Regions from separate parts of the Homo sapiens genome. Here region 2 is linked to region 1. The links are chromatin loops, found by intact Hi-C in ENCODE. Cell type or tissue: endothelial cell of umbilical vein. All regions are shown on one strand. Each heading gives the region's core, and the rest is flanking DNA. Links, peaks and the distances in the headings are about the cores only.

What was found. Peaks named below come from ENCODE experiments on the same cell type or tissue, not always from the same donor. Only the 100,000 strongest peaks of a DNase experiment are listed, where the experiment ranks them.
Region 2: it touches region 1 in a loop (4-fold over the local background); 1 of 110 quality-filtered maps calls a loop at or near these places.

Annotation. Positions count from the first base shown.
Region 1 is chrY:2,999,973-3,005,351 of GRCh38, forward strand. It overlaps ZFY-AS1 (ZFY antisense RNA 1), which reads right to left and starts at 2,654. Exons shown (of 3, transcript NR_144458.1): 1 at 2,341-2,654. It overlaps LINC00278 (long intergenic non-protein coding RNA 278), which reads left to right and starts at 3,024. Exons shown (of 4, transcript NR_046502.1): 1 at 3,024-3,245. In endothelial cell of umbilical vein, for the core only: no CTCF peak of the experiment used is centred there; DNase peaks (open chromatin) are centred at 2,449, 3,489, 3,669 and 3,929; H3K4me3 peaks cover 818 bases; H3K27ac peaks cover 1,158 bases.
Region 2 is chrY:2,884,652-2,890,030 of GRCh38, forward strand. No RefSeq gene overlaps it. Among named protein-coding and RNA genes, the nearest start is that of RPS4Y1, 46 kb to the left of the region's middle. In endothelial cell of umbilical vein, for the core only: no CTCF peak of the experiment used is centred there; a DNase peak (open chromatin) is centred at 2,970; H3K27ac peaks cover 1,753 bases.

The DNA.
Region 1 (5,379 bases), core at 298-5,297:
TCCAATCACCCCCAAAAAGGGCCCTTGCTTCAATACTGAAGATTTCAATTCAGTGTGAGATTTGGGTGGGAACACAGATCGGAACCATATCACAAACTTACAAAAAAAATTTCCACAAAAAAATTTCCACAAGACATCTGCCAACAACTGCCTATTCAACCTCAGACTAGCATTATGTTTGTTACTTTTCTTTCTGACTTACCCACACACCTGTGTTACTGATCTTTGTAGCCAGGGATAGTTATTTCATAACAGTTATGTAATCCTCCTCATTTACTACTTTAAAGCTCCTTTGTCTTCCTTTACTGCTCTGAATGTGCACCTAGTTTACTATAGCTTGTGCATTGCTTGCAATTTTCCTTTTCCAAATAAACACCTTTTCTTTTAAAGAGTCTCTGTGTTTGTTTTTTTAGGTTTACACTACAATATGTTGCGTTTTAGATCATTGGTAAATAGTACACAGAAATTCTGCAAAAAAGGAAAAGTTGAATTTGAACTCCTGGCTTCAAGTGATCCGTCTGCCTTGGCCTCCGAAAGTGCTGGGATTACAGTGTGAGCCACTGTGCCAGAGGTGCCTATCTAAATTGCTGCTATTTAACAGCGTACTGGAAATTTAAGGCAGGTCAATTGGCAAGGAAAAAATAACAGGCATCTAAATTGTAAAAGATTAATGAAATCATCTTAATTTGCTAATGACGTAAACCTTTATGTTGAAAACATAAAGATTACACAAAAAAATACACAAACTGTTAGACATTCAGTACATACAAATAAGTCATATTTTCATATATTGGCACTGAATAATCTGAAAAGGAAATTAAGAAAATAATCCTATTTAAAATAGAATCCAAAAGAATAAAATACTTCAGAATATCTTTTTTTTGAAATGGAGTTTTGCTGTTGTTGCCCAGGCTGGCGTGCAATAGCACAATCTTGGCTCACTGCAACCTCTGCCTCCTGGGTTCAAGCAATTCTCCTCCCTCGAGAGAATCTGGGATTAGCTGGGATTATAGGCATGTGCCACCACGACCAGCTAATTTTGTTTTTTAGTAAAGACAGAGTTTCTCCATGTTGGTGACTCCAGTCTCAAGCTCCCGACCTCAGGTCATCTGCCCACCTTGACCTCCCGAAGTGCTGGGATTACAGGTTTAAGCCACTACACCCAGCAAAATAAAAAATATGTAAGCTGGACAAAATTAGAAACTTCTGAATACCTAAAAACACTACCAACAGAGTGAAAAGGCAATCCACAAATAGGGAAAATATCTGTCAATCATATATCTGATAAGAAACTAATATCCAGAATATATAAATAACTCCTACAACTCAACAAGAAAAACCAATTAAAAATAGGCTAAGGGTTTGAATGGACATTTCTCACCAAAGAAGATATACAAATCATCAATAAGCACATGAAAAGATTCTCAACATCATTGTCCATTAGGGAAATGCAGATTAAAGCTACAACGAGATACCATTTCATACAAATTAATACTTACTTTTAAGAGCAAATAAGTGTTGGGAAAAATGTGGAGAAAATGGATATTATGAATTGCTAGTGAAAGTACAAAATGGTGCAGCTGATGTGGAAAATGATTCAGCAATTCCAAGATTACATATATACCCCAAATAATTGAAAGCCTGGCTCACAGATATTTGGACATAAATATTTATGGCAAGAGTATGCACAACTGCAAAAGGTGGAAACAATTCACATTTCCATTAAGAGATGAACGGATAAACAAAATATGAAATATACTTAAAATGGAATGTTATTCAGCCTTAAAATAGAATACAATTCTGACATATGCTACAACTGGACTTACAGTAAAAACAGTGTTAAGTAAAATAAGCCAGACATAAAAGAACAAATACAGCATGATTCTGTCTATATGAAGTCCCTGGAATAGTCAAATTCAGGGAGACAGTATGTAGATGATGGTTGACAGGACTGTGGGGAGGGGAAAATAGGGAGAAGTTGTTTTAATAGGTATAGCATTTCTGTTTTACAAGATAAAGTTCTAGAAACAGGTTACATCAACAATGTGAAGGCATTTAAAAGTACTGAATTGTACACTTAAAAATGATTATCGTGGAAAATTTTATGTTATGAGCAGTTCATCATAATAATAATTTAAAAAGGCCCAATTTTCTTTCTAAGTAGATTAATGATGAAAAATACCAGGCAATGGAATTATTTAGGAGGACTCTGCTGCTATAAGAGTTTCTTGTTACTTTGTTTCTGTTTCCTAGTACTGGCTGTTAGCTTTGAGACTGACTTTTGCACTCCAACAGTTAGAATTAGTCATAATGACTTTCTGGTATCAGCTAGACACTCACCTTTAGCCTCACTTAGGGTTTCCAAGATGAATCTGTCCATAGGTTTAGATTCACTCCCTCTGCTTCCAACTTTGTTCTGCTGGACTCTTCTACTGTGAAGGTAAAGCTTGTTGTTTCTTGCTCATGAAGCAGGAAATATAAGAAAAACAAGTAAAAAGAAAAACAAGTCCTTCCCTGACCAGGCTGACTCACTCCAAAGTCCAGCTACAGCTGTGATAACATTACCTGCAAGGCCAGGTAGGGGCCCTGAAGAAATGGGTTCCAAAAACAGGGACAAGAGAAACAAGTTCTTATCAGTGTCTTCCTGAAATTCTCTACCCATGCCATCATTCTTTGTTCTGCTTGTATAACTATTTTTGTAACTATTTCTGCAAGTTTGCAAGGATTTTGTAAGGTCCTGTTTTTCCCATCTGTGCAGGATGGCAAAGGTCACAAGACATGCCTGAGTTACAAGACCTGTCACAGTTTAACTGCGTTTGTTCTGCTTCTGTAAGCTTGCTTTCCCCACCCCACAAGTTTTGCACCACAGGCCAACACCCTTTGGTCACATGAATAAAAGTCAAGCCCTTTCTTTGCTCATTGCTCAGCCTCTGGGTATTAATCTGCTGAGCTGGTGGCCACCTAAATACAATCGTCCTGTTCCCCTCATTGGTCTCTCCGGTCTCCTGATTCCAGCCACATTTTGGTGAGCCAGCCAGGAGTGAAGACGACAGGTTTGCTGTCTCCTTTGCCTGTGGGTCTGGGGCCCCAGCCTGGGGGAGACCCGTGACTCCAGGCATGCTATCAGGACAACTTCAACCCGAGGGGAGATCAGCTCTCCCGCAACCTGGTGCCGCTCTCTGACAGCACAACAGAACCTAAGGGGCTACAGGATGATTCAAGGAACAGTGTGCTACAGGACCTCGGTAAGGTTTGGGCCCGAGGCAAGACCTGTCCCATGACAGAAGGGGAGCCTCATCACCTCCCAGGGTATACCTAGTAATATGACCCAGGATGCAAGAGTGGCTCGCAAATTTGGAAGAAACCTACACCCCAACCAACCCAGGACACAAAAGTGGCTTGCTAAGTCAGTTAAGAAACGAAACCGGGAGTGGGGAGGTGTGTGAATGTGTGTGAAACAGACGATTCCAAAAGGAACCAACGTGGGGAATGGTGTGTGTGGAGCCACAGGTCTCTTAGCATAGACTGTATGCTAGGGAGGTGCCCCACAGTTTAGTGATTGTGGTGGTCTGGGTTTGGGACTCAAACCCTCCTTTAAAGCTTAGCAGTGTCTGAAATACTCCTGTGAGGGAGACAGTCTAATCGGTCTGAAGTGAAAGTAAAACAGTGAGTGAATTGTGCTGTAAATGGGAGGAAATGGGAGGGAAGTTGTTGAAACCCACCCCATTAGAATGCATGTTAAACAACTTTAAGAAAGATTATGTGGGGGATTATGGGATCAAGTTGACCCCCAGAGGTTGAGAACTGTCTGTGAAATAGAGTGGTCCTCTTTCAGTATTGGATGGCCGGCCGAAGGAACTATAGATGGGGAAATAATTGGCTGTGTATTTAAGGTGGTGACTGAGGTCGGAGGACAGCCTGGACTTCCAGGCCAATTTCCTTATATTGACTCACGGCTGAATATAATTCAAACTCGACCTGTATGGCTAGAGCCCTGCCTGGCAGCTTATTGCAGAACACTGGTAGCTCGAGCTGAGCCAAAAGTGAAAGAGAATTCAGCTTTACTGTCAGCTACAAACAGAAAGGAAAAACCACAAGAAAAACCAGTTTTGCAGGAACCACCAGCGGAAATAGAAACCCCTCTCCCCTATGCACCAATCTATCCACCTTTACCAAGCCTGGCCCAATAGCAGCCAGACTCAGATGATGATACACCTCAGGCTAACCCCAAAGTGTGAAATCTGAGCCCTTGCCCCAGGAGGTCAAGGAGGAAGGTCAAAATGATCAAGCAGGCCGCCTTTAATCTGGCTGCAAGAGCTTTGCAGATGCCTCTCTGAGAAACTTGGGGACCCATGTATTATGATGAACAGGGCCAGGTCCAAGGGTGGGCAACCAACTTTCATTTATCACCCTTTTTCAACTATTGATCTCCTAAACTGGAAACACCATACTCCCTCCTACATGGAGAAGCCCCAAGCTCTCACAAAATCTGATGCAGTCTATTTTTGAGACACACAATCCAACTTGGCCAGACTGCAAACAGCTTTTCCTGATGCTGTTCAACACCAAGGAATGCTGAAGGGTGACCTAGGTAGCCCACCAGTGGCTAGAAAACAATGCACTGGAAGGCACCCTTAATGTCCTGGCATATGCACAGGGCCAGTTCCCAGAAGCAGACCCGCACTGGGACCCAAACAAGGAAGCCCAACTACAGCAACTGCAGAGGTACCAAGAGGCACTCCTGCAAGTTTTGAGAAAAGGAGAGAAAAAGGCATTCAATATGGGAAACATTTCAGAGGTGCTTCAGAGAGCAGATGAAAGCTGTAGCCAGTTTTATGAGAGACTCTATGAGGCCTTCCAGCTTTGCAGTCCATTTGACCCTGAGGCTACTGAGAACCAGTGCATGGTAAACGCAGTGTTTGTAGGGCAAACCCAGGGAGACATCAGGCGAAAGCTGCAAAAGCTAGAGTGTTTCACTGGCATGAATGTCACTCAGGTTTTAGAAGTGGCCACCAAGGTGTACACTAACTGTGAGGAGGAGACTCAGGGAAAAGGCCAATTTGCTGGTGGCAGCACTTATGGAAAGGGGGGCGAATGTCCCAAGACGAAGTGGATGTAGGTGCGGACAAGGAAGAGGTCAAATCAGGCAAAGACCCGAGGATCAGGCAGCACTAGATAGGGACCAGTGTGTGGGGTGCAAGAAGAAAGGACACTGGAAGAATGAATGTCCAGAGGGTGATGAGGGAGAGGTGGAAGTAGGGGCCTAAGGGGCCATAACTTTAAGCCTGCCACCATCCTGAATATATGGTGTTAACTCTTGATGTCCCACAGGTGGAAGAATGGAGGCTGTATGCAGAAGGGTTGTCAAAGCTGGGGCTA
Region 2 (5,379 bases), core at 276-5,275, 120 kb before region 1:
TCCAACCTGGGTGACAGAGAGAGACTTAGTCTCAAAAAAAAAAAAAAAAAAGTAGGTTACTGGTTGCTGCAGAGGGGATGGGGAATACAAAGAACTGTTTAGTAGATAAGAGCTTTCCTGTTGGGTGATAGAAATGTTTAAGAACTAGAGTGAGGTGATGATTGTATAACATCATAAGCATATTAAATTCCATTGAATTGTACACTTTAAAATAATTTTATATTATGTGAGATGTACTTTAAAAAATTAAGGGCTGGGCACAGTGGCTCACACCTGTAATCCCAGCACTTTGGGAAGCCGAGGTGGGCGGATCACAAGGTCAGGAGATCGAGACCATCCTGGCTAACACAGTGTAATTTTTAGTCTTTACTAAAAATTACAAAAAAATTAGCCGGGCGTGGTGGCGAGTGCCTGTAGTCTCAGCTACTCAGGAGGTTGAGGCAGGAGAATGGTGTGAACCCAGGAGGCAGAGGTTGCAGTGAGCCGAGATTGTGCCACTACACTCCAGCCTGGGCAACAGAGCGAGACTCCGTCTCAGAAACAAACAAACAAAAACTACTTGAATTTCTCCTTCATCTGAGTCAATAACTCCTGGGACTACATTAATGTCCTGTAGGTTAAGACGGCTTTTCCCTAAAATTAGTCCCATGTATCCTGCTGGTAAAGGTCCCCAAAAACCAGTGGGAACTTTGATGGGTTTTTCTCCCACAACTAATGTGATTCTTTCTCTTGAGGGGTAGATCTAATCCTGCACTTCCTGGTGCTCCTGGGGTGAGGGAATCAATGTGCCTCCAGGAACCCATGCCTGAAATGGGGTTGAGGTCTGAACTGGGAATGCCCTCATTGTTTGAGGGGCCGGGGTCCAGGCCCCCCTCTCATTTCCCAACAGCGGGGTGCCATTCTGATTAAATCTTGAGTGGCACTGATTAGCCTGGTGATTTCCTTTGTTAACAGTGAGGACAAAGTCCTGGCGTTTTTTTTTCCCACTGGGTGGGACACTGCATTGTAAGGTCCTTTCTGTCCTGAGAACTGGCAGCATTCCTTTTTAAAATGTCCAATTTTTCCACAATTATAACATTTTCCCATTTTAGGGTTTGACCCTTGGCTCCTTTTAGATTTGTCAACTGCTAAATTAGCCATTGCTTGCGCTAACATTGCAGATCAATGAAGCTCAGTTCCTACATCCTGACAAGCTCTGAGAAAATTTCCCAAGTTTTGTGTACACCTTGCTGGTGCTAGTGCATGTTTACAATCCGTGTTTGCATTCTCAAAAGCTAGAGTTAAGGTTAGCTCTTCTGCACCCTCAGTATGAGGAATCTGATGCTTCACTGCCTCTTGTAATCTTGCAAGAAATTGCAAATAGGGCTCCTGTGACCTTTGCATGATATGTAAAAAGGCTTGTACTGGGACTCCTCCTTTAGGAATTGTGGCCCAGGCATTTTTAGCAGCCTTTGCACACTGCAGATAAACAAAGTGTGGGAGTGCCATTTGTCACTCCAGGTCTGAATAAGGGCCATTACCTAACAGCATATCCTCTGTAATGTCTCCGTGTCCAGCAGCATTATTTTGTCTAGCCTGGTCTGCACACATGTCTTGCCAATTTAAATTCCATGTCAGATATGCGCTAGCAGACAAGTAAGTTTGTGCCAAGTGTTTTACATCAAAGGCTAAAAGATGCATAGCACCGAACGCAGATTCTAGTAATCCTAAAGTGAATGGACTCTGTACGCCATTATTTACCACACTTGCTTTTTAATTCCTTCAACAACTTAAACTCTAGTGGAGTGTGTTCATGAATAACCTGCTATGGATTGTTTGGATCAGGCCTTATGGAAATAGGAAAAGCATAAGCTCCTAAGGACTCCCCAGCTGTGGCAGCAGAGCATAAAATTCTTTATATTGGGGTTTCTATTTCTGCTATTGAAGGAGGTGGTACAGATGTTTCTGCAATTGGAGAAGGGGGTATAGGCCAATCCTCCCTGTGGTATAGGTATCCTCCCTGTTCTGTTTTTAATTTTCAGTCAATGTTGTGGGTGGGACAACAGATGCTTTCAGATTTTTAGACTCAGCATGCTGTCCTGCAGAATAATAAGGACATATTGATAGATGAACAGTATGAATTAAACTCCAAGTGGAAAAAACAGAAGAATCAACTTTAAGACCTTTTTGATGGGCCTGTTTTAATTCTTTTCCTGCTCTGTCCCAATTTTCCGTATCAAGAGTGCCTGCCTGTGGAAACCATGAATTACGCCTAATAACCTCCTGCAGCATGTTAATGTCTGAGAACTAACTTGAGCACCAGTTTGTTTCAACAAAACTTTAAGCAACTGCACATAATATTTTTCTTCAATAGACAAATTCTGCCCCATGTTACCCTGATTCAGAAAACTTCCCGTTCCCAGTATTTCTTTAAAGCACTGCTCCCAGTACCTCTTTAGGGCACTGATGTTATATCTGCTGCTGGCAGATTTATCCTGGGGTCCCCCTTCACCTTGTCAATTTCAGTTCCTCTGCTCCAGCAGACCTTCTTCATTTACATCCTCGAAGTCCTGTGTCCGGACGCCACTTGTAACCTGCACGGACCTTGTGGGACTGAACAAAGGAGGATGAACGTGGGAATAAAAGACAAAGACAAAAGAGTGTATTTGGAAGAAGGGTTTGGGGGCGCTTTGCCTCTAGTGGACAAGGGCCCAGAGCTTTTTCAGCCCTCTGAATTTATTAGGTAAAAGAGATAATGAGAAAGCGGTGGGGGCCAGTGTGGGGGTGGTGGTGGTGGTGATTGTCAGGTAATTGTCAGTCAGCCATTTGGTTTACAGCTGGCTTGCGAGACTGCATCCTTGAAACAATAGGTGCTAAATTTCCCAGCAGATAACTTCAAGGAGACTGGTGCCAGGGAGTGACTGCCCTCAGCAAACCTTTTGGCAGCAGGCGCAGTGTGAGTTTGCCCACATCCTGCACTCGTGATAAACAGTTTCCTGTTTGATCATATAGCCTCCAGTGGAATGCTGAGTTGGTCACGATTCCTTTGCTGGCTCACTACAGAAACTACTTTAATGATTTTCTGCATAGGAACAATGCTGTATTACACAAGAAAATTAGACATTTCTATTTGAGGGTTTGGGAGTCAAATTTATCACAATGCTTTAGAACATTGCCAAGAGGTGAGTCTGAAGGAATAGATAGGCTTTGTCCCATCATGGGACTGGAAAACACACTGCTCAGGAGCTTTCATGAACCGCTGTTTTTTTTGGGTTTCCTGCCGAGGTGAAGAGCATTTCACTTGTGTCTGCTGAGGGACTTGGGTACATTTTCTAAAGGGGCATTCCTCCTATTGGAAAAGATCTCTTGGCTGCTCAGGAGCCTTATGCTGGGTGATTGGTGAGGAAAATGGGTACACAGAGTACTCAATCTGTGCTAGGCCAGCAGATGGAGCGGGTGAGGGAAGACTCCTTGTTCGGAGGTTGTCTGAGATCACCTGATTTAGTAACGTCTAGAGCAGGATGGCTGAATTACTCAAGAAGAGAATTCAGAATGAGAAAGAGAGAGTCTGAGTCACCTAAAACAACTCTGAATGAGCTTCTGCTGTCAGTCACATCCCTTGTAGGGATTAGGGACTTTCTACTACAAAAGATAGAATAGAGTTTTAGTCCTTTTTAGGCAAGGCAGTCAGCTCTGTTCACACTTTGGCCTTCATGCAACAACAGAAAACAGGGCAGTTACTATAGTTGCCAGAGGGATACTGGAAGCCAGCTGTTGCAAGACTTAAAACACAAAATAATCTTAGGTTCTTCACCTGCATGGTCATTGGTGGTCAGATGCTTCCACACGAACATTTTTCAGTCCCACTGGAATGTAGTTTCAGCCAGAGATGTTCACTTGTCTCTGTGCTTAGGTGCTGTTCACTGAGGATCCTGAGTTGGGAAAGAGAAAGGCAAGTGCGTTCCCCGTAAGGAGAGTCCCTGTATGGACCCCCAAAATGTCATTGCTTATCAGCTACTGTCTAGGGCTGGTATCACACAGGTAGTAAGAAGAATTTACCAAAACAGTTATAAGAAAGGCAGATTTATTAGGAAAAGTATGGAACTATGTTGCAAGGATGCAACAAGCAGGGCAGCAAAAAGACCCTACTGCAAGGAAACAAAGGCTTGCTGAGAATTTTTTGGAACAGTGTTTATGTTGTGTACTGCAGAGGGCTTTGTGCAGTATTGATAACACCACAACCAAAGTTGCACTGAGCTAACTTGCATTTTTCTATCAGCTGAGGGTCTGGTCATAGCTGCAGAAAGCTGCAGAAAGACTGGATTATTTGTCCAGGAGGGCTGTGTATCCTGAAACAATGAAGAAAGGTAGACTTATAGCTTATCTGCCTTCTTTTTCTGCCTTTCTTCTGTCCCACCAGCCAGACTCCTCCTTCCTTATTAGGACTTAGCAATTTCTTCATACTATTCTCAATAATTTATAGTAGTTTCTCACCTCTCCCTAGTATTTCAGGCCCATATAAAAAAGCCTGATTCAAACTAACCTTTTTTTTTCCTGTTTTTTCCCAATATAAGCCCCTCATTGAATTTTTCTATGTTTTCATTATTCCAGAATCAAGTCACACTTGGCTCTCTGCCTGTTCTTTCTTCCTTCCCTCTGCTCTCCTCCCCTCCCCTCCTCTCCCATCTCCCTTCCTTCCTCCCTCCCTTCTTCCCTCCGTCCCTCCTTCCTTCTTTCCTTTCTTCCTCTTTCTTTCTTTTCTTTCTCTCTTCCTTCCCTTCCTTCTTTTTTCTTCCTTTCTTTCTTTTCTTCATTTTAATAGGGAGGGATGGAATCTCTGTCACCTAGGCTGTGATACAGCTGTGCCATCATAGTTTGCTGCCAACTTGATTTTCCAGGCTCAAGGAATCTTCCCACCTTGGCCTCCCAAGTAGATGGGACCACAGGCAGAAACCAGCATGCCAGGCTAAAATTATTTTTTGTACAGACAGGGTCTCATTGTATTACCCAGGCTGGCCTCAGACTCCTGGCAGTCCTCCCACCTCAACCTCCCAAAATCCTGGGATTATAGGCATGAGCCACTGTGCTTGGCCTCTGTTCTTTTCTTACTATCTACCTCCTTATGAAGCCTTCCATGAATTCTTTGCCCCAAGATCTGTCATCATTTATCATCAGCTACATTAGTATAAGTATCTAATTTATATTAATATTTAAAAGGTTAAGTTTCATTGCCTTTTGTGAAAATAATCTGGCTCTGTGGTGGTTTATAGATACTTGATTTTATTATTTCCTCTGTTATGATCTTAGTGTTTCCAGTGTGTTTAAAAATAAGTATAAAAAGGCCAGGCACGGTGGCTCACACCTGTAATCCCAGACTTCGGGAGGCTGAGGTGGGTGGAT